3 separate regions of the Homo sapiens genome follow, and regions 2 and 3 are each linked to region 1. The links are chromatin loops, found by intact Hi-C in ENCODE. Cell type or tissue: mammary epithelial cell. All regions are shown on one strand.

The links. Hi-C counts contacts between places; a loop is a spot of excess contacts. Peaks named below come from ENCODE experiments on the same cell type or tissue, not always from the same donor. Only the 100,000 strongest peaks of a DNase experiment are listed, where the experiment ranks them.
Region 2: it touches region 1 in a loop (4-fold over the local background); 3 of 110 quality-filtered maps call a loop at or near these places.
Region 3: a loop joins it to region 1, with 11 times the contacts of the local background. A loop is called at or near these places in 8 of 110 quality-filtered maps.

Annotation. Positions count from the first base shown.
Region 1 is chr1:234,061,569-234,069,568 of GRCh38, forward strand. All of the region lies in intron 2 of SLC35F3 (solute carrier family 35 member F3), which reads left to right. Among named protein-coding and RNA genes, the nearest start is that of SLC35F3, 160 kb to the left of the region's middle. In mammary epithelial cell, a CTCF peak has its summit at 4,459 (motif pointing left); DNase peaks (open chromatin) are centred at 793 and 4,433; H3K27ac peaks cover 2,034 bases.
Region 2 is chr1:233,513,686-233,521,685 of GRCh38, forward strand. No RefSeq gene overlaps it. Among named protein-coding and RNA genes, the nearest start is that of KCNK1, 96 kb to the right of the region's middle. RefSeq lists an enhancer at 4,738-5,032. In mammary epithelial cell, a CTCF peak has its summit at 4,819 (motif pointing right); DNase peaks (open chromatin) are centred at 4,866 and 7,036; H3K27ac peaks cover 1,584 bases.
Region 3 is chr1:233,899,702-233,907,701 of GRCh38, forward strand. SLC35F3 (solute carrier family 35 member F3) reads left to right here and starts at 4,975. Exons shown (of 8, transcript NM_173508.4): 1 at 4,975-5,429; 2 at 5,828-6,057. The coding sequence starts at 5,377. In mammary epithelial cell, a CTCF peak has its summit at 4,968 (motif pointing left); DNase peaks (open chromatin) are centred at 4,960 and 5,470; H3K4me3 peaks cover 2,275 bases; H3K27ac peaks cover 1,892 bases.

The sequences.
Region 1 (8,000 bases):
GGTTTGCCCATTATGTATATATTGGTAATTGGTGTGCTTAGTGTCACAACTTTTCTGAGTCTCTGCTAATTTTTTTTATTCTTTTGTTTCTCTGTTCTTCAGGTTACATAATCTTTGTCAATCTATCCCCAAGTCTGCTAATTTTTCTTCTGCCAGTTTAAATCCACTGTTGAGTCCCTCTACTAAATTTTTCTTTTAGTTGTTATACTTTTCAACTCCAGAATTTACGTTTGGCTTTTTAAAAAAATAATATTTGTCTCTTTAGTGGTACTCTATTAGGTGCAACATTGTCATCATATCTTTATCTTTTAAAACATGGTTTCTTTTCGTTTTTTTGAAAATATTTATAACAGTTACTTGAAACTTTGCCTTTTAAATATGACATCTGGTCACTCTCACAGTCAGTTTCTGTTGTCTATTTTTTGGAGGTATGGGTCACAATTTCCTGTTTCTTATATGTCTCACAATATTTTTTGTTGGATACTAGACAAAAATGTTACCTAAAACCCCACTGTAGAGAACATACTGTTGTAACTCTGAGTACTTCTCCCCATCCCTAGGACTTGGAATTGCTCTTTGCTTACTGACAACTTTTGTTACTGTCTGGATCATTTAGTGAGGTTTATTTTCCTCTTGTTCTTTCTCGTTATAGCTCCATTGCCTGAAGTTTCTGATGTTATTCTTTGGTGGTAAGGCCTTGGGTATACCCTGAGTCACCCTAGGATGACAGTGGTGTTGGCAAAGCTATCTTTGACTTTTTCTTTCCCTGGTCACACCTAGTTATTAAACTCCACTACGCACAAACTGGTTATGTCCTGGGGGCATAAATTGTTCTACAGACTATTCAATCTATTGTGGCTCTTTTGAATAGTTTTCAGGTCAATGTTTGAGATTCATGTGGAACCCCGGAGGGCTCCTCCCAGCTGTCTCCTTCCTTGGACCTCTCTGACAAACTAGTAAGCCTAAAGTTGTCTTTTACCACAATATCAGCTGGTTTTGATTGTGCCCTTAGGCCTGAACTTTTCCTGGCTCTGTTGCAAATGAAGTCAATTTCTTTAGGAAATAATTAAGAGATTTCTGTTTTCTGTTCTTTTCTTTCATCCATGAGCAAAATCTTTTTTTTTTTTTTGAGACGGAGCCTTGCTCTGTCGCCCAGGCTGGAGTACAGTGGCGCAATCTCCTTTCCCTGCAAGCTCTGCCCCCTGGGTTCATGCCATTCTCCTGCCTCAGTCTCCCTGAGTAGCTGGGACTACAGGTGCCCACCACGCCTGGCTAATTTTTTTTTTTTTTTTTTGTATTTTTAGTAGAGACGTGGTTTCACCGTGTTCACCGGGATGGTCTCGAACTCCTGACCTTGTGATCCGCCCGCCTCGGCCTCCCAAAGTGCTGGGATTACAGGTGTGAGCCACCATGCCCGGCCTAGCAAAATCTCTTAATCAAGGTTCTGTGTGTGGAGAAAATGACATGCTTCTCTCTGAGTTTAACCCCCACTTCAGGATCTGAGCAAGAGCAAGCACCATCAGGGTCCTAGGATTCCTATTAGTGTCCTGCCCAAAGTAGAGCCTCCGTCCTGTTCCCGGACCAAATTGAGGGTTGGGCTGCTCTTTCTCATGGCCCAGTGAGGAGTTACAGATGAACTGGGGAGGAAGAGAGCTTTTATTTCTGCAACCAGTTACAGAAGGCCTGGAAATTATCACCAGACCAACTCAAAATTACAAAAATTTCCAGAGCTTATATACCTTCTAAGCTATATGTCTATGTGTAAGTGTGAATGCATCTAAAGACATAAGTGATTAACTTCTTTTAATCTATAACTAAGGTCTGAGTCCTGAAGACCTTCCTCTGGAGCCTCAGTAAATTTACTTAATCTAAATGGGTACAGGTGCTGGGGTGATTACCCCTATCTTGTCTCCTGCTAAACTACAGAGGTTTGGGGAGTTCCTTCAGACCTCCAATAAGCTTGTTTATGGAGGCCTGGGGAGTTTCTTCAGATCCCCCCAATAAAACTTGTTTAATCCTAAATGGGTCCTGTTAACAATTCCTTTGTTATTTTGTCATGTTTTAAGGCCTAGGAAAGACCTAGGCAAAACTCTTGGTGGGCTTTTGTCATATTTCAGCCTTGGTATAAGGGCACTGGCTTTTGTTTAGCTTTTAATATTTAACTTAACCACTCAGTCAATACTGAAACAGTTGTTATGGAGGCCTGAATTACTGAGACCCAGCCTGCCACAATCCCAGCATGGAGGACTAGGCAGAAAAAGGGAGCATCCACTTTTTGGCATTCACCTAGAACTTGGCCTCATCAACAGGTAGCTAGGAACGATCTGAGACCTGCCAATGGCCGCTTCTTCTGTGAAGATAGTCCTACATGTGGGATCTGAGGGTCCAGATAGTCCTGTATTGTTAACTGCACCTGGAATGAAATCTCCATCTCACTGAACTGTTTGTTTTTATAATTTCACCATTTTCACTGGGAAGCATGTCTGTGGAGCCCCTCCTGGTGTCATGCTGGAAGTAGATATCTAAACATTTGGATTTTTTGGTGGGGGGGACTGTTTCCTTTGTCTGTTTTATACTTTTGCTTTCATAGCCCTAGATCCCCTCCATTGCCTTGTGATCCTTGATCACATCTGAGAAAGGACTGTGTGTTTCCCTTGAATTTATTTTTCTGTTTTCCAGCTATGTGTCTTGCGTGTGATCCTTTTGACTGGGAAATGGGCTGCTAGGCTTTTGATCTCCAAATGTTAGAATAAGAAGGACTTTATTCTATGGTTAATTTAATATTTAAGAGACCAAAATATATCTTATTATAATTTTCATTTATTTATCAGGGTTATAGAAAATTCCTCTAAAACCTTTTACCATTCTTTTTAGGATTCAGTGGAGTCACCAGAATTCCACTCCAACTCTGTAAGCAAGATGTTTTCCTAGATGTTTTCCTCCAGCAGGTTTCGGCTGTCACATAACACAACTGGAGATGCTACCCCCAGGGTCCTGTGGCTCACCCTGACACAATCACATGCAATCTCTTTCTTTATAGTTGTTGTGCTGTGGCTAATTGTGCTCATTTTATGTAATTAATTCCGCAGGATTTTAATGTGTGCTATTAAATCAAGTTAAAACATGATAATTGTTTGATTTAACTGCCTTAGAACACTGCGTTCAAATAGATCCCAGGGTAGACCAGAGGTAGTTCAGGCATCATAGTACCTAGGGCCATAAATTGTTACTAAAGTTTCTTATCCTCTAACAGCAACCCAGGAAAGTAAGGAACTCTAGTGCATTTACACCTGTCTGTATAGGAAGCAGATATTGAAAGCCGGCCAGAATAGGATATTCTGAAGGGTCATGATCAAAGTACTGAAGACTATTTTCTTTTATAAGAGGTAAAAAGAAGACAGCGAAAAATAGTGCCAGTTGCCTTAAGTAACCTGGTTATAACAAAACATGGAGCATGACTATGATAAGAGAAAGAACAGTTGGTGTGCATCTGGGAAGTTTTTACTGTATGCTTACAGTGCTCATGGTTCTAAGTGTGGAAAGGGAGACTGTGAAAAGTGATGTGAGATCTACTGATCAAACACTTTTTTTTTTTTTGAGACAAAGTCTCGCTCTGTCTCCAGACTGGAGTGCAGTAGCACAATCTCGGCTTACTGCAACTTCGGCCTCCTGGGTTCAAGGGATTCTCCTGCCTCAGCCTCCTGAGTAGCTGGGACTACAGACGCGTGCCACCACGCCCGGCTAATTTTTTGTATTTTTTAGTAGAAACGCGGTTTCACCGTGTTAGCCAGGCTGTTCTGGACTTCCTGATCTCGTGACTCGCCCACCTCAGCCTCCCAAAGTGCTGGTATTACAGGCGTGAGCCACCGCGCCAGGCCCAAACTCTTATTTTTTAAAATAAATTGGCTTCTGGTTTGACATTTTTGTTTTCAGGTCTAGGGAGATTTAGGACTTAAGAATACAAGATTTACTTTTATACATATATCCTTTTACTATTGTTGTGTTTAAAATAAAATTTCTATATCACAATATATGAGTCTGCCACGAGCGCTATGAGAAAAATAGATCATGTCCCACTTTGGTGGGCATGTGATGTTAGTAAAGACTTAAAAACAGTATGTATGACCTTTTGAAAATAAAACATTTCTTGGTTGACTACACCTTAACCACAGTAATTTCTTGAAACTATATGAGCACAACATTTATTTACAAAATTAACTATTTTTCTAGAACGAGTTTAGATGAGTGTACTTCCATTTAAGAAAATAAAATGAATTACAATTAGGATTAAAACAATAAACTAATACAGTAAAAACTTGCCATACATGAGGTCCAGAAATTTCAGTTGCGTTAAACACGGGGTGACGTTGTCGTGAGGTCAGTGAATGACTTGAGGGCCCTTCGCTGGTCCGGAGGCAAGAGCCAAATCGGTTCCATCCCGGTTGCATCTTGGCGCCACCTGGTGGCACGATTCTGCTCTGGTATCCGTATCAATGGGAATGGTTTGGGGTCCAGTAGCTCGCTGGAGAAAAAATAATTATCATTATTATATTAGGAATTCCAAGGAATTCCAGTTTCCACAGTTCTTTTTGTGAAGACTGATGAAGAGAAGCACTGAGTTACTAGGACCGTGGTTTTTTTCTTTGGCTGCCCGTTGCTCAAGCCTTTTGTCAGCACAGCAGCTGAAGTCAGGTGAGGTCCCTCCTCTGCTATAGCGATTCCCATCTTACTCCCAGGAGAAATCTCCAAGGCCCTCAGATCTTCTCTTCCCCCACATCCTCCCCACCTCTCTGGCCTCATCTAGTACCACTTTCTCCTTGCTCATTCTGCCCCAACTACGCTGGCCTCATTGCTGTTTCTGGATCCCACCAGGGTGGTTAGCTGGAACTCCAGGCTGCAGCGGTGAGTCCAGGTTTCCTCATGGTTTTTAAGCAATCCATGGAGGTAGGAATGGGAGGACGCCAGGAAGGCCATGTGCTTCTTACCTATGGAAATAGGGTTGCCTTCCATTATGCTCCTGGTCTCTTCCTCTTCACTTCCCACTACCTTCTCCTTCCCAAAGATAAAAAGGGTTGCCCCTGCCCTACTTCTCAAATAGAAGTTGGACGAGGGCAAAGAATAGAAGCCAACCTCTCTCTCTGTCTCTCTCTCTCTTTCCCTCCCTCCCTTTCTCTCTCTTTCTCTCCCTCTCTCTCTCTTTCCTTCCCTCTCTCTCTCTCTTTCTCTCCCTTTGTCTCTCTCTGTCTCTGTCCCTCTCTCTCCCACACACACACACACACACACACACACACACACACACACACACACAATTATATTAAAATCTCTGTTATTGCAAGCTGTTTTTGTACCCACTTTCTGCAGTTCATTAGGGAATACATAATTCCATGACTTCATTTGCGTATGAATAAAGCTAGTCACTTAAAGGATCAAACATTTTTACAAATAACTCTTATAATAAATAACTTTCTTAAATGTGTACTGTTCTACTCTGCTTTCTTAGTTCTGATTTGTCAAAGTTTATCACCACAATCATCATTTGTTATATCCCATTTTAATAAGGACATAAGTATATTGCAGAGGCAATTGTGATTTTTTTTTCTACCTACACACTGCAAATGACAACTGATTTGAGGCTTTTTGAGATCTCAACTTAGGGGTTTATATTTGCCTCAATTATTTTCCTATTTCTGAAGATTTCAACGGCTATTGTCGCTACCTTTAGCATACTCGCCTCTAGTAACCAATGTCTATTGACAATTCTAACTTACTATATTAGGATAATATCCCATGGGCTAAAAAGCCAAATAAAAATTTTATTAGAAAATATCAAACACCGGTCCGTGGTCTCTGAGCAAGGGTGTGGTGGATCATTTGCAGCATGACCTCCGCATATCCTCTCCTTATGTCCGCATCCGTGAGTGGTCTTCTTGACTCTGACTCTGGGCTTGATCAGCTGACTTGCTTAGCCTAAGAAGCAACTTTTGAGCCCTGAAATCTGGGGGCCTTACAGCTTCTTTTCTCAGAACCCTGAGACTACCTGGCGAAGAAGCTTGGGTTGTCCTCCTGGAGGATAAGAAATCACGTGGCAAAGAGAGTCCCAGCCAATAGCCAGCACCACCACACATGTGAGTGAGGACATTTGATACCACCTAGCCCGAGCTGAGCCTCCAGATGACTGCAGCTGCATGCATGACCCCTGGCAAAACCAGCAGAACTGCTTGACTGAGTCCAGTCCTGATTGTTCATTCACAGAGTGAGGAGCAAATGAAGGGGTCATGGGTCATGGTGGTGGTGATTTGTTACACAGGAAAGGGTAATTCATGCACAAGGCCTCTGCCATTTACCTTCAAATAAAGTAGCTGGGTTTGGTGAAGACCTCTGAAATATCTGTTTGGCCTCCAGAGGTGGGCTTTACTTATTCCAAAATTCTGGGCTTGGTTTCAGGTAACCGAGAGCCTTCCAACTAAATGCCATTTACTCACATTATGAAAACCTCATGGCTCTCCTAGAGATGTTTAAGCAATTTAAGGATAATGAACCACTTATGAGATTGGAAGGGAGACAGATAAGCTTAAAAGTGTTAGGAGCCTCTGCCAACCGAAACTCCATCAGAAATGAAAATGAAGTGTCTCTAAATGTGTTAAGAAAGTGACTGTAAACGTGGGATTCAATGCGAAAAATTCCACGCACCTCAAACTTTCAGAAATAGTGAATGCACTCTGTCCCTGCCTTTTGGTTTATGGCTTCCTCTTGAAACTCCTGTATTAAGAAAACTTCAACAACTGCTGTCAGCCAGATGCAGTCAAGGGTGCTGTGAAAGGTGCAAAGGTAAGTTAGCCCTGACTCTCATCTGATTCACAGTCTGTAACAGAAGACTCACATGCTAACAGCTACAAGAAGCAGCTCAGCCTCCCAAGTAGCTGGGACTACAGGCGCGTGCCACCATGCCTTAGCTATGAGAGAAGCCATCATAGAACCCATAATTGCTGTCCCTGAAACAGAAGTAGGCACAAATAGGAACTATAATAGAAGTAGGAACAAAGTACAGTAGGAGCAGGAATAGCCAGTAATCTGGGAGTCAGAGAGGTGTGTGTGTGAGCAAGCATGTGTGTGTGCATGTGTGCATGCAGTAAGAGGCAAGAGTGCAGACCACGTAGGCCTTGCAGACCGCTGTAAATGCTTGGCTTTTGTTCCTTGTGAGACAGGAATAAAGAAATGTCCAAGCAGAGGAGTGACAGGATAAGATTTGAGACATTATATATATATATATATATATATATATATATATGGCATATTTATATATATTTTACATATTTTTTATATTTATATATTATATATATTTTTATATGTAATATATTATATATAAAATTATATAATTTTACTACATATAATATATAAAATTATATAATTTTACTACATATAATATATAAAATTATATAATTTTACTATATATAATATATAAAATTATATAATTTTATATATAATATATATTATAATATATATTATATGCAATATATATTATATATTATATTATAATATATTGTATATTTTTGTATATAAAATATATAATATATAATATATTTATAGACAATAATATATAATATAATATATAAAATTTTATATATAAATACATATTTATATATTATATTATATATAATTTTATATAAAAATATATAATATATATATAAAATACATTTTTTTTTTTTTGAGAGGGAGTCTTGCTCTGTCACCCAGGCTGGAGTGCAGTGGTGCAATCTCAGCTCATTGCAACCTCCACCTCCCAGGTTCAAGTGATTCTCCTGGCTCAGCCTCCTAAGTAGCTGGGACTACAGGCATGTGCCACCACACCTGGCTAACTTTATATTTTCAGTAGAGACGGAGTTTCACCGTGTTAGCCAGGATGGTCTTGATCTTCTGATCTCATGATCCACCCGCCTCAGCCTCCCAAAGTACTGGGATTACCGGCATGAGCCACCGCACCCGGCTGAGATTTATATTTT
Region 2 (8,000 bases), 550 kb before region 1:
CTAGGAAGTCCAAGATCAAAGTTATAGCAGATTTGGTGTCTAGTGAGGGTTCATTTCCTAGTTCCTAGATGGTGCTTTCTCTCTGTGTCTTCATGTGGAAGAAGGGGCAAACAAGCTCTCTCAGGCCTCTTTTATAAGGGCATTCATCCTATTAATGAGCACTCTATCCACATGATTTAAAAGTCCCCATCTCTTAAAACTATTGCATTGGGGATTAGGTTTCAATATATGAACTTGGGGGTGACACAAACATTCAGACCGTAGCAATTTTAATGACATTTGCTGCATCTTGCTACTACTAAATCTGTTTTTCCAGATGCCCGTTTTCAGGCTCTGACCTGTGACAGTCGCGTGCTCTGGATGTGTCCCTGCAGGGATGCAGTTATCAATGTGCTGAGGCACTCGAGGTGCTAGTGGCCGTATCCTATAAAGGCTCCATGGGGCCAGCTATTTTCTGGTATAACAGGAAAAATCTTCTTCCTCCACTGTCTTTTTTTTTTTTTTTTTTTTTTTTTTGAGATGGAGTCTTGCTCTGTCCCCCAGGCTGGAATGCAGTGGTGCCATCTAGGCTCACTGCAATCTCTGCCTCCCGGGTTCAAGCAATTGTCCTGCCTCAGCCTCCCAGGTAGCTGGGACTACAGGCATGAGCCACCACACCCAGCTAATTTTTTTTGTATTTTTAAATAAAGATGGGGTTTCACCATATTGGTCAGGCTGATCTCCAACTCCTGACCTCAAATGATCCACCTGCCTCGGCCTCCCAAAGTGCTGGGATTACAGGTGTGAGCCAGTGCACACCTGGCCCTTCCTCCACTTTTATGCTGATCTCTGTTAATTCTCTGGACTTCAGAAACTGGGAAGTTCTTGAATCATATATAATCAGAAAATCCACAATATGGGTTTAGAATCTTCAGAGCCTCAACAATGTTAGACTCACTTTTGCTCTTTCATTTTCTTCTTTCCTCCCTCACTCCCTCCCTCCTTGGTGTCAATATTTATCTCCACCCATTTCAAAGCCCCACATCTCTCTCTTTCTATTGCTTTCATTCCCACTTGCTATGAAGTTATTTCTTTCATGGGGAATGTGATGAGTTTGTTGAGAAATGGCCTGCCATTGACCCAGGCTCACATCATCCTAGCTTAGCAACCTTAGAGGAGGGATACTACTTTTTCTCTTTCAAAGTAATGTGGTTGCCACCATAGGTGGGACCGCTGTGACTCGAGTCCCCTGTGCCTCGAGTCCTGGGGCAGCCGACTGTGCCACCCCCACCCTCACGGAGCCAGGCTGGACCACTCCCAGGCCCGGAGCCTCCACTGCTCTAGACTGTGGCCCTACGTCACTGCTGTCACCCGCTGCGGCTGCAGGGAGAGCATGGGGAGGAGGTGGACAGTCCCCGGAGCCCCCCGTCCTGCGGGCCGCCGTGATGGGGCCGGGCTGAGTCTCCAGCTGGTGGGGGAGCAGAGCAGTCGGGTACGGAAGGGGCAGGCAGAGAGGGGCCCTGAGGGAGAGCTGGGCCTGGAGTGGTGCCACGCTTCCACGGGGAGTGTGGGGGCCGGCGGGGGGCGGAGCTGGGGCCATGCTTCAGGGGCCCGGGGTGGGAAGTGGGAGGGGCTCCCACTACAGGAACCAGGGAGCAGCCAGCCACCGTGCCCACAAACCAGTCATGCACCTTGGGAGAAAGCCCTGGCGGGGCCACCCAGGGCCACGTCCTCAGGGTCGGCCCCACATTGGGGTGACTGCCGAGCCTGAAGCTCCCGAAGGCCGGACTGGTGCTCATGATGGGCTCCCAGAGGCGCTCCCAGAGGCACACCCAGGCAGAGTTGCCAGCTGGGTGAGGAGGAACCTCAGGCCTCCCCTGAGCCCGGGGACACAGAAAGAACTCACAGCAACGTCATCCTTCCCCCAGTTGCCAGGCTCCCGCCCCAGGCTGCAAAGAGGTGTGGCGAGGTCACTCCAGGGAGCTGGCAGAGCAGGGGACAAGTGGGAGCCCTGCCCCTTTCTAGTTGGTGGGGTGGGAACTCCCTGGGTGCTGCTGCAGGTGCCCTGCCACGGCTCCAGACCCAGGCATCTCTGTGCTCTTCGGGGTCTGGGAAGACCCCCTGCCTTCCACAGGCTCAGAAGTGGCTGCTCCCATGGCCTGGCCCAGCTGTTGGTGCCTCTCCCAATCTCTGAGCAAAGTTGGGGGATGAGCCTGCACACTTTTGCAGCCCAGCTGCGTTCACACACTCGGGGCAGCACTGACATGCAAGCCCCCTGCCACCTCAGCCCCTGTGGACTTCGGGCACCAATAAGCACGGGAGGGAGGCAAAGGGGGCCCTGGGGACAGCCCCACACTGGCCTTCAGGCGCCCCTTAGCATGAACAGCCTGGATGCCATGAACAGCCTGGGTGCTGTGAACCATAGTGGAGGCAGACAGGCTCCTGGGCAGAATGGGCTGGTCTCCAGAGAGGCCCCACCTTCAAGCAGGGAGGACCTGAAGCCTGGGAGCCAGGCCATCAGTCTGGTGGACCAGAGGGGGATCTTATGGTGCTTTTCCCTGTGCCCACCCATGGCTGCCCATGGACAAATCAGCATGCACTTCCTCCCCTCTGAGGCCCATAAAATCCTCCAGACTCAGCCAGACTCAAGCAGAGGATGGGGAGACAATGGGGAGATGACTAGAGGACCAGCTGCAGAGATGAGCTACCCTTTCTCCTGAGAGTTGAACACTTGTTGGGACACCCTGGCTAGGGAGAGAAGCTGCCCACTGCCAGTCTCCTCAGAGCTGTTTCATTGCTCAATATAGCTCCTCTTCATTTTGCTCACCCTCCACTTGTTTGTATACCTTATTCTTTCTGGTCAAGGGACAAGAACTTGGGACTTGCCAAATGAGGCTAAAAGAGCTGTAACACAAACAGGGCTGAAACATGCCCCTTACTTGCTATGTTGCAGGTGAAGAGAAGGAGAGAAAAGATGCAGCCCTTCAGGGATCCCAGCCCTGGAGGCTCCCAAAGCCAGGTCTGTGACTCCCTCTTTGGGGCCCTGTGGTTCCTGATGTCTCCAGGCTTCCGGGCACCACTGCATTCCCTGGTGCCAGCCAGGGAAGCTGCTTGTGGTGCACCTGGTCCAGCTGCAGTCTCACAGAGAGTGGGCACCCATCCCAGCACCTGGAGCTGCCTGTGCCATGGCAGCAGCTGTCGTGTCTGACTGTGTGCAGTGGCTGGACCCCACACTCGTTCACACACCCCTTGCTGTTCCATGCCTGACTCCCACTCAGAGTCGTGGGGTCCAGGCTGGTGGCGTGAGCCGAGCGTGGCCTGCCAGGCCAAGTGAGTGGAACAAGCTCAGTGGGCCCGAGCAACACTCAGGGAAAGGTGCCACCAGCCACAGAGGTTTCTGGCCAGAAAAGCAACACCCCAAAGATCCTGTAACGATATGTAAAATCTTATCAAAGATACTGTTTGATACAGTTTGGGTCAGGTGCTTTTGCTTGCATCAATCGTGGTGGCCCGAGGATAAGATATTGAAATGGAGAGTACCATTAAAGCCTCACAAAAGAGAGGGTAAGAAAAATTCCACAAAGAAGGAAAGGTACTGCTATCGGAATATGAACGTAAGGGATGCTGGGCAGAAAAAAGCAATAAATGCTCGGTTAAAAAAATAAATATCTTACAGAGCTTTTGGTGAGAAAAATTGTAAGTTTTTATTTGCTGCTCATCTCTCTCTAGAACTCAGAGATGAATCCATGGAGGTAGGTCAAAAGAACAGTTTGGTCGCTGACTCTACTGAGTCTCCTGTCCCATACTGTGACCAAGGCTCTAATATTAGACATAGCTGTGTACCAACTCTTTTCCTGGATGTATTCTTTCTCAGGAGACTCTTTCATCTTCCACTCTATAAACCCATGGTAGCCATCCCAACACAGCCCTATAAACAAACATGCTCAATCTGTCTAAATCCTAAAATGAGTACTTCTTAGGACAGTGGAAGATGTGTAATATCTTGCTTTTTCCATAATTATAATGGGAAGAATTATAATATCTATCAATGTCTAGGGTTCCTTTTATTATTAATTACTCAGAGCTTTTGTAAAGTGTTTCAAGGTCATTTCAAATGAGGATGATGTAAGTAGGAAATATCTAATTACTATATATCATATTATTTTTGTCCTGTTAAAGAAATTTATGAATGTCTCAATATTTTGTATAATGCCGCATTTTATTAAAATGCCATGAAAAGAAACATTCTCTCTTTAAATCAAGAGGAATAAAGAGAACAATTATATTTCTGGGATTATTTCTATATAGTGCTTACTGAAAGAAAACACATGGAACAGAGGACATTTAGAGATTCTTCCCCTCATTATACGAAGCCCTAAATTTATCTTGCCACACTGAAACATTTTATTTGGATCGTCCCATTTCTTTCTAAATCTTTCATTATCAAATTTTGAGCAAAAAGAAAAATTATCTGTACATAGCCTATGTAAAATCACAATCATAGCATGCTTTTACATAGCTCAGTAAGGAAAGTATTCAGTGTTGATAATTTAGTTTTTAATTCTTATTTTGGTTTCCTTTTTTTATGGAAACAAATCAAGCATGGTAATTATTGAATCTCAAATTTCTACCCCAGCTTCAACCTTTCCTTCATCTCTTGGTTGTATAACCTGTTCTCTCCCCAACATCTCCATTCGGCATCACAATAGATCCCTCAAATAGAAGTCTTGATTCTTCCTACCAAAACATGCCCCCGAATCCAAATTCTATCAGCTGTTAAGCTATTTCTCAGCTTGAACCCCACCTGTCTCCTCACATTTGTTTAGCCAGTGGGTCCCTGTTAGGCTTTGCCAGGAGGGGGCGCTAGAGAAAAAAAACTTTAACTCTGGAGAAGACAGAAGGAACTTGCTCCTCCTTCCTTTTGGGTTTCTTCCTGGTTTACTTTCTCTTCCTGTTTTGACTTCCTGTTCCTGTCAATCTAACCCTGGCAATGCTTTTCCACCTGGCAGCAGTGGTTTATCCTGATGCCAGTAGTGATCACAGTTTTTCCCAGCTTTTGTTATGTCTTCTTGGAGAAACCAACAACACCAATCACCTGGGAGGTCTGGGTCCCAGCTCTGCAGTGCTTTTCCTCTAAGCTGAGAGACAATAGCACCAGCTAAGCAGTGCCCCCTTCTCATCGTACTCAGCTACATCGGACCTGCTTCCACGCTTCTGAATATTCATAATTCCAACCCCTTCTGTTTGTTTTTCCATCCCTGGGAGTGGTGGTTGCTTCCTGCAGTTGCTACCTCAGTGATACCATGGTGTTCACTTTGCCTAGGTTATTTTTTAATATTAAATTTTATATTAAATAATCTCTGTTAAAATAACAGGTATAGTTTCTTCCTCCTAACTGGATCCTGACTGATACAGTCCCCATCTTGGTGAAACAAATGATCATCCCACTTGCTCATGCCAAATACTTAGAAATCATCTTTGATTTATCTTTCTCTTATACCACATTGTCAATCCATTAGCAAATCCTTAAAGATCTACCTCTGGAGTACATCTTGCACTTGAGCACTTCTTGTCACCCCCATTTCTACCACCTTCATCTAAGATGCCATTACTCTTTGCCTGGATTATTGTTTTAACTCCTACCTGATTTTCTGAATCTGCCCTTGCCCCCAATTGTGCATGGGTCAGTGGAAGTGATCTTTTTTTTTTTTTTTTGAGATGGAGTCTCCTTCTGTCACCCAGGCTAAAGTGCAGTGGCGCGATCTGGGCTCACTGCCAGCTCCACCTTCCAGGTTCACGCCATTCTCCTGCCTCAGCCTCCAGAGTAACTGGGACTACAGGTACCCGCCACCATGCCCAGCTAATTTTTTTTTTTTTTGGCATTTTTAGTAGAGCCGGGGTTTCACCATATTAGCTGGGGTAGTCTCGATCTCCTGACCTCGTGATCCACCTGCCTTGGCCTCCCAAAGTGCTGGGATTACAGGTGTGAGCCACTGCACCCAGCCTGGAGTGATCTTTCGAAAACTTAAATCCGATGATTTTACTCTTCTATGCTCAGCTCTCAATGACTTACCATTACACTTTTAAAAATCCAAACTCTCTGCCCAGGCCTGCAAGGTCTTAAGTGATCTGGCTCTGACACTCTCTCTGACCTCATCTTCTGGACATCACATACTGGCTTTATAGCAGTCATTATGCTGCCTCCTAGGTAAAGCTGAGAAAGTTAAGACTCCCAAAGCCCCCCTCCCTTGATTGCCCCCTCAGTGTGCTGGCCTCTCTGCTTCTTGTGCTGCATTTTTCCTGCCCCTCAGGGGCAAAGCTTTCCTGTCTCGGACCACTTGCCCTGAAAAATGAGTTTGAGTTGTATCATGCATACGTTAGGGGGTTCTACTCCCAACATTACTATTAATCTTAATTCTTTAAAAAAGACATTTTAGAGACAATGCTTTTAATCCCCAAAGTTATTCTAATGGTGGGAATAAAAGGTTTCCAGCAGTACCATGGTGATGAATGTCAATGGTTGTGACATTTTGACCACTCTCAAATTCATATCACTGAGGGCTATTCCTCATTAATTCTGGGCTCTAAATAACCAAAGTGTGGCTCATTTGACTGCAAGTAACAGAAGCTGACTCCTAGTAGTTTAAGGGACAAAATGTATATATATATGTATATATATTCTTTGACAGAATAGTGGCATATTCACTGAATTCGGGGAAGAAGTGAGCAACTCAGCCCTGTTGGGAAGGGTAAAAGCAGATTCTTCCCGGGAACTCAGCCAGTTTGTGAACTTTTCCTCTCTAGCACTGCTATTTGCGTGATTCAGCCCCAGAGACCCCATTCTTTATGTGCTTTCTCATGAATTTCCAATTTTCTAGGAGAGAGAATCTGATAGAACCTGTTTCACTAGGACCAGAGACCCAAAGTGACATAGGAAGCTGTGATGGCTAATATTAGGTGTCAACTTGACTGGATTGAGGGATGCCTGCATGGCTGGTGAGGCATTGTTTCTGGGTGTGTCTGTGAGGGCGTTTCCAGAGGAGACTGGCATGTGAGTCAGTGGAAAGGCAGGGGAAGACCTGCCCACGTTGTTCAATTGGCTGGGAGCTTGGTTAAACAAAGCAGGCAGAAGGAGGACAAGCAGTTTTCTTAGCTGCTTCTCTCTCTCTCTCTCCCTTCTGGAGCAAGACACCTTTTCTCCTCCTGCCCTTGGACACCAGACTCTCCGTTCTTCAGCCTTTGGACCTGAGACTTGCACTAACAACCTCTTGGAGCCTCCTGGAGGCTCTCAAGCTTTTGGTCTCAGACTGGGGCCTGCACTGCTGGCTTCCCTGGTTTTGAGGCTTTCAAACTGGGACTGAGCTACCTACTGCCTTCCCTAGGAGCCACACTACCAGCTTCTCTCATTCTCCAGCTTGCAGGTGGCCTATCGTGGGACTTTGCCCTTGTAATCGTGTAAGCCAATTCTCCCTAATACACTGTCTTTCATATATATACATATTCTGTCTCTCTGGAGAACCTTGACTGATACAGAAGCCATGGCTGATGCAGGACCACTCATGAATGCCAGGAGCAGTTACCAATAGGGAGGATTGTTTCAAAATGCCTCTCTGAAATCACACCTGTGGGCTACCCACCCCAATAAACCTTTCTTCTCATATATCCAAAGGTGTCTTTGCCTAACATAACCTAATTATTGCACATAAAATCACAAGTTTCACATCATCTCCTCAACCTGAGACAACTCCAAGTCACATCCAGCTGTTGCCTCCAGGTGCATCAACGTTGATGTGTATTCAGGGGTCAACCAAAGGCTTAGAAAAATTTCATATACTTGGTGTCTCCCTCTCTGCCCTTTGCTCTCCAGAGTTTTCTCCTCACTTTCTAGTGAATATGAGTGTCCTGAACTCTGTTCCCTGGTTTCTCAAACCACAAAGACTGTGGGTTTTTATCTGGGTTTTAGTTGCCCTGTGCAGCACCAGCTATAGCCTGACATTAGGCTAAGAGCCATTTCAAAATGA
Region 3 (8,000 bases), 160 kb before region 1:
TGTATGATCCCTTTAATATGCTGTTGAATTTGGTTTGCCAGTATTTTGTTTAGGACTTTTGCATCTACGTTCATCAGGGATATTGGTCTATAGTTTTCCTTTTTTGTAGCCTTCTTCTCTGGCTTCAGTATTATGGTAAGCTGGCTTCTTAAAATAAATTGGAAAGTCTTCCCTTCTCTTCAATTTTTTGGAAAAGTTTGAGAAGGACTGATATTAACTCATTCTTAAATGTTTTTTAGAATTCATCAGTGAAGCCATTAGGTCCTGGGCTTTTCTTTCTTGGGAGGATTTTAATTACTGGTTCAATCTTCTTACTAATTATAGGTCTATTCAGATTTTCTATGTCTTCATTAGTTAGTCTGGGTAGTTGTATGTTTCTAGGAATTTATCCATTTTTTTCTAGGTTATCCAGTTTGTTGGTGTATAGTTGTTCATAGTAGTTTCTTAAGATACTTCGTATTTCTGTGGTATCAGTCGCAATATTTCCTTTTTCAGTTCTGATTTATTTGAGTCTTCTCTCTTTTTTCTAGTTTGTCTAGCTAAAGGTTTGTCAATTTTGCTTTTTTTTAAAAAAAATTGACTCTTCACTTCACAATTTTTTGGATATGAACCCCAAAGCACACTCAACAAAAGCAAAAATAGATAAATAGGATTGCATCACACTGAAAAGTTTCTGCCCACCAAAGGAAATAATCAACAGAGTGAAGAGACAACATAAGGAATGAGGGAAGATGCTTGTAAACCATATATCTGATAAGAGGTTAATCACCAAAATACATAAGGAACACAAAAACTCAGTAGCAACAAAACAAATAACCCAATTAAAAAATGGACAAAGGACAGGAATAGACATTTCTCAAAAGAAGACACACAAATGGCCAAAAGGTATATGAAAAAATGCTCAATGTCAGTAATTATAAGAGAAATGCAAATTAAAATGACAACGAAATATCACCTTACACCTTTTAAAATGGCTTTCTTCAAAAAGACAAAAGAAAACAAGTATTGGTGAGGCTATGGAGAGAAGGGAACTCTTATAAACTGTTGGTGGGAATGTAAATTAATACAGCCATTATGGGAAAATGTATGCAGGTAACTGAGAAAACTAAAAATAGAACTACCATATGATCCAGCAAACCAATTTCTGGGAATATATCCACAGGAAATGAAATCAGTATATCAAAGAGATATCTGCACTCCTATGTTTATTGCAGCACTGTTCACAATAGTCAAGTTATGAAATCATCCTAAGTGTCAATTGATGGATGAATAGATAAATAAAATATTATATATACACATATATTTATACACACACATGCAATGAAATACTCTTCAGCCTCAAAAAGAAAAGACAATCCCGTCATTTGCAATAACATGGATAAGCCTGAAGGACATTGTGCTAAGTAAAGTAAGCCAGGTATGGAAAGACAAATACCACATGATCTCACTTACAAGTGGAACATTTTAAAAAGTTGAACTCATAGAAGCGGAGAGCAGAATGGTGATTGCTAGAAGCTGTGACTATGGGGAGGAATGGGAAGATGTTGGTCAAAGTGTGCAAGGTTTCAGTTAGACAGGGTGAATAAGATCTAGGGTTCTAACATACAGCGTGGTGAGTATAGTTAACAATAATGTATGTATACTTGAAAACTGCTCACAGAGTAAATCTTACATGTTCTCCTAAAAAATGTTAAGTATTTGGTGTGTCAGATATGATAATTAGTTTGATTTAATCATTTTACAGTGTATCCATATATCAAAACATCATGTTTTACACTGTAAGCATATATAATTTCTATTTGTCACTTAACCTTAATAAAACTGGAAAATATTTTAGAAGAACATAGTGACATAGAAAAGCAGCATAATGAAGTTTTTAAAATAGACTTTTTTTAAAGAACGATTTCAGGTTCACAGCAAATTTGAGGAGAAAGTACAGAAAGTTTTTAAATACCTTCCCCCTGTCACACACCCACAGCTTCTCTCCACCCACGTCAACATCCTGCACCAGTGGTACATTCGTTACAAATAATGAGCCAACATTGACACATCACTATCACCCAAAGTCTATAGTTTACATTGGGGTTAACTCTTAGGGTTGTGCATCCACTGAGTTTTGACATATGTATAATGATATATATCTACCATTACAGTACTATACAAAATCAACCCACTGCCCTAAAAATCCTCTGTGTTCTGCCTGTTCATCCCATCCTCTCCCCAACCATTGGGAACCAGTGATCTTTAAACTATCTCCATAGTTTTGCCTCTCTCAGACCGGTTTCTTTCACTTAGCAATATGTTTTCAATTTCCTTCATGTCTTTTTGCAGCTTGATAGCTCATTTTATCACTGAACGGAATATTCTTTTGTATGGATGTACCACAGTATGTTTATTCATTCAGCTACTGAAGGACATCTTGGCAATCATGAAAAAAGTTCCTATAAACATTTGTGTGCAGATTTTTGTGGGGACTTAAGTTTTGAACTCATCCAGGTAAATATCAAGGAGCATGACTGATGGGTTGCATGGTAACAGTATGATTAATTTTGTAAGGAACTCAAACTGTCTACCAAAGTGCTGTACCATTTTGCATTCCCACCAGCAATGAATGAGAGACTTCTTGCTGTTCCACATCCTGCCAGCATTTGATGTTGTCAGCGTTTGGGATTTTATTCATTCTAGTAGGTGTATAGCAATACATCTTTTTTGTCTTAATTTGGAATTCCCTAATGATGTATGATGTGGAGCATCTTTTCATGTGCTGATTTACCATCTGTATATCATCTCTATTGATATGTTTGTTCAGCTGTTTTGCCAATTTTTTAATTGGGATCATTTTCTTATTGTTGAGTTCTAATTATTCTTATTTTTTATTACAGTTCTTAATCATGTATATGATTTGACATATTTTCTATTGGTCTGTAGCTTTTCTTCCCATTGTTTTAACAGTGTCTTTTGTAGAGCAGAAGTTATTAATCTTAACGAAGTCCAATACCAATTTTTACTTTCATGGATCATGCCTTTGATGTTGTATCTAAAATGTCATTTACAAACCCAAGGTCACCTAGGTTTTCTCCTTTTTATCTTCTAAGAGTTTTATAGTTTTGCATTTTATATTTAGGTCTATGATCTATTTTGAGTTAATTTTTGTGAAAGGTGTAAGGTCTGTATCTATGTATCCAGCTTCTTTTCTTTTTTTCTCTCTTTCTTTCTTTTTTTTTTTTGTGATTGGATGTCTAGTTGTTCTAGCACCATTTGTTGAAAAGGTGATCTTTTCTCCATTAGATTTCTTTTGCTCCTTTGTCAAAGATCACTTGACTCTATGTGTGGGTCTATCTTGGCCTCTCTATTCTGTTCCATTAATCTATTTGTCTGCTCTTTCACCAATACCACACTGTCTTGATTACTGTAACTATAGTAAGTCTTGAAGTTGGGCAATATCAGTCCTCAGACTTTGTTCTTCTCCTTTAATATTGTGTTGGCTATTATGGGTCTTTTGCCTTTTCATATAAACTTGAGAATCAGTTTGTGATATTCACAAAATAACCTCCTGGGATTCTGATTGGAATTACTTTGAATCTATAGATGAAGTTGGGAAGAACTGACATCTTAACAATATTAAATTTTTCCATCCATGAACATAAAATATCTCTCTATTTATTTAGTTCTTTGATTTCTTTCATCACAGTTTTGTAGTTTTTCTCATATAGATATTGTACATATTTATTAGATTTGTACCTAAATATTTCATTTGAGTGGTGTGCTAATATAAATAGTATTGTGGTTTTAATTTCAAATTCCCATTGTTCGTTGCTAGTATATAGAAAAGCAGTTGACTTTTGTACATTAATTTTGTATCCTTCAATCTTACCATAATTGCTTATTAGTAACAGGAGAGTTTTTTTGTCAATTGAAATTTTTCTACATCAACAGTCATGTCAGCTGCAAAGACAGTTTTCTTTTACCTTTTCCTTCACAATACGTATACTTTTAATTTCCTTTTCTTGTCTAATTTCATTAGCTGGGACTTTCAGTATGATGCTGAAAAGGATTGCTGAGTAGAGACATACTTGCCCTGTTCCTTATTTTAACAGGAAAGCTTCTAGTTTCTCACCATTAAGCATGGTGTTAGCTGTACGCTTTTGTAAATGTTCTTTTTCAAGTTGAGAAAGTTCCCCTCTATTCATAGTTTGCTGCTATACAATATGATTTTAATATAAAAAAAGCAGTACATAAAGTAGTGTGTACAATTTCATTCCGATTTTTGTGACAACTGTATTTTGCGTTGGAAAAAAGCCTGGAAGAGAATACGTTCATAATTGAAAGTCGTCATTTTTGGCTGGATAATGGATATTTTCTTCTCCACATACTTCTATCTTTTCTAAATTTGCCCCGATGAAAAATAATATTAGGAAAGGTGATTAGGTAGTCTGAAGAGAATGCCTTTCGGCCGTCGGGGGCAGTGGGGTGGTAAGGAAAAAGATGAGAAGCTTTTAAAATGGAAATCTATGAAGAGAGAACTGATTTCGTAATTGCATCATCAGTGGGAAAGTAAGCTCTCTGAGGACCAGGTCTGACTGAGAGATCCCCACAGCGTAATAGATAATACATTTTGTGTCTCAGCGTTGCCTATGAAACGCCATTTATTCACTTGGCATGCTGAGCATGGAACCAGGTTTCTTTCTTTCCAAGTAGTTTTGCTAATTTAGAGAAAGAGAGAGACAGACATATACATAGAGAGAGAGAGAGAGAGAGAGAGAGAGAGAGAGAGAGAGAGTGTGAGAGAGAGAGAGAAAAGTACTGAACTGGGAGCGGCAGGGTTTGAGTCAAAAGAGAAGGGTGGAGGAGCGCGTCCGGTGCCCCAAGGCTTCCAGGCGGAGCGCGGGCGCGAGGTGCGGGCTCCGGGGCGGAGCGCACGCCCGGGAGGCGGGAAGTGGGCAGCAGCGCCCCCGCCTGGCCCCTGTGCGCCCCGACCCGACGCCTCCCCGCCCGACCAGGTGCCTCGAGAGCGCACAGCTGGGAGGGCTCTCCCGGTCGCGGCGAGACTCACGCCTGCGGTGTGCTAGGGCGGCGGCGACGGTGACGGGCGTGGGGCGCGGCGCTGCCTCGGCTGCCGGGTCGTTGCGGCGAGCGCGCGGGCCGGCCTGGAGTCACCGGGCTGAACCGCCGCGCCTGCATCGTGCCGCACGCCGCGGAGGCGCTCGGGTACAGACCGCGCGGGCGCGCACAAAGCGGCCCGGGGCGGCCGGCGCGGCGCAGACCCTCGGTGGGCAGCGCACTCCAGTCTTCCCAGGCTAGCGGCTGCAGGGAGCTCCGGCCCGCGGCCCCTCCGCCTCAAGTCTGGGAGCTGCCGGTCCCACTCTGTCTTTGCCTATGGGGATTCGAGAGTTTCCCAGCGGCGCACCCAGGGGCAAGAGCATTGCCGTGTGAGTAGCGCCCCGGGCGTGGGTGAGCGAGCCGGCGGGCGGGAGGCCGGAGCGCCGGGGTAGCCCTTTGCAGCTGGGACACTGGGCAGTCTGAGGCTCGGGGAAGGGCGGCGCGCGCGGTGGAGCTGCTCGGGAAGTTTCAGTCATTCTTTCCCTCGCCACTCGCCCCAACCCGCACTGCCCCGAGACGCCCAGGATAGGGCACTGGGGACAGCTGCCCGGGGAAGTGGGTGAGTGGCGGCGGGAAGGGAGGAGCGCGGGCTCTGCCGCGGCGCTCGCCCCCGGAGGGCCCCGGCCGCGCTCTTGCTCTCGCCCTGGGATCTGCTCCTCACGAATCCCCTCCTCTCTGTCCATGCTCCCCCTGCCCACCCACCTGCCCGTGGCGCCTGCGACCGCAGTGGCATGAGGAGGTCACCGGACGTCAGCCCCCGGAGACTGTCCGACATCAGCCCCCAGCTCCGGCAGCTCAAGTACTTGGTGGTGGACGAGGCGATTAAGGAGGATCTGAAATGGTCGCGCTCCGTGGAGGATCTCACCAGCGGGCCGGTGGGGCTCACGTCCATCGAGGAGCGGATCCTGCGCATCACTGGCTACTATGGCTACCAGCCCTGGGCAGCGAGCTGCAAAAGTAAGACCCCCTCACGTCATGTTTCCCGTTCACTGGTCCATCTTCTTACCATTGTCACAGCAGCCTCGGGGAGCGCACGCAGTGAGGCGTCCAGCCACCCCCTCCCGCCCTGCCTGCTGATACAGACCCAGGTTTGCAACTTCGAGGAAGAGGCCCGGAGACGGAGTTCTCCTGGACCTCTGAGGCGTTCTGATGCGTTCTCTTACACCCCTTCCTCTCCCACACACAGGATCTCTCTGTATCCTTATCTCTCCACTGCCAAATACGGAGGACACTCCTATGTGGCAGACCGTGGGAAACAGATCAGAAACTCAAAGTATCCCGGACAGTGTGGCTTCCCCGCGGATCTGAAAGTCTCACAGGGCCCTCGGTCAGGTCTCACCAGGCTCAGATGGAGATGCTGACTTACATAGCCAGGATTTTAACTCTTCCTTGCATCTCCTAGCCCTGATGATAGAGGACAATTCTTGGGGTCTTCATTTTGGATGCCGTTCACGCCCTTCTCCCCTGGATTTTATCGGTCTTCAGTAAGGAGGTTCTATAGGGATCATTCTAGATAGTGGTGTTGGTCCCTGCAAGTTGAATGTTTGGTGTCAGGTGGAGAAGCTGAAATGTTTTTCTTTCCGTGGGTCCTAGCTAATGGCTTTGAGGATGCTGTGATCAATTAGACAGACATTATCTTATGTCACCAGGACTAATTTGGTGGACATTTCTTTTTCTCACTTTGCAAGAGAGAGGTTGATTATGATGAAATCCAGATATCTATAAATATAACCATAATTAGGTGGTCTCATCACTGTAGTTTGACATAAGAGATTGCCATTTGCCACCTCAGTCCGTATGAGAAATGGGCCTTGACGTCTTTCATTTGTAATAAAGACTAGATTAATAGCTTGTTGATTTTGAGTTTTTTTCGACCTTTTATTGCTTAAAATTGAAACATTATTTATTGGTCTTTAAGGGGAAAACGGGCGTTTGTAATTTAATCATATTCATCACTAAAAAAAAATGTCTATCTTTAGATTATTCCTAAAACCTGCGAGTCCAAGGCAAAGGTCAGTGGTATGCTAGCAGTTAGCTGGTTAGTTTAAAATTATTTGCAGGAAGAAACAGGATTTGAATGTTTTGTTTTCATGCAACTTGCTTTTAAAAGACTGTGTTTCATTGGGTATAAGCCTTTAAAAAAATTGTCTGTATCTCTTCCAATCTCTTGCCTCTGCTGCTAAAATTGTAGCTTATTACAAAAGGAAGACAAGGGGCCAAATTCTCTTTTTGGTTGAAAAACCCTGGGCATGGGATAACAAAAATTAAACCCCATTGGAAACCATATTTCTTATGGGCATGGATAGAACGCTCAAGTTTTACTTCTGCTTTCTAAATTTCTATTAGAAAATAGCAATTTTCTATTCTTATTTCCATTTTCTGCTTCCTTAATAACAAAAGACAGTGGTATAAATGACAGCCTTCATAAAGTCATCTCTTTGGTGCTTGAAGTCATAAAAAGGTTTTATCTTTATAAATCTATTTGTGACTGGCTGTATGTGCTTTGTGGAAGTTATCACCAAGGTTTGTGATTTGGGGGCTTGCCAGAGAGCTTACAGCAGTGATGACTGTTTGGTACAACATGTTTTGTAATTAAGACAAGAGAAGGGCCATGTGGAAATGGAGTCCCTTGCATCACTGGAGGTAATTCTTAAATGCCTCTCTCTGAGGCTTCACTGGAAGAGTAAATAGTAGCAGGGAAGGCTACAGTGATCATTGAAATATGAATAAAATCAGCTCATTCCACTCTCTCTATTCCTGTGAGGATTCTTCTTTATTCCAAGGTATTTCCTTGTTACTATAACGCTTTAGGTGACAACTGACATTTTGGTGAATTAATTAGGTGTAATGTTTAAATTTAGAGAAGGTAATGTTTTATTAATGTATTAATGCAGCAAAAG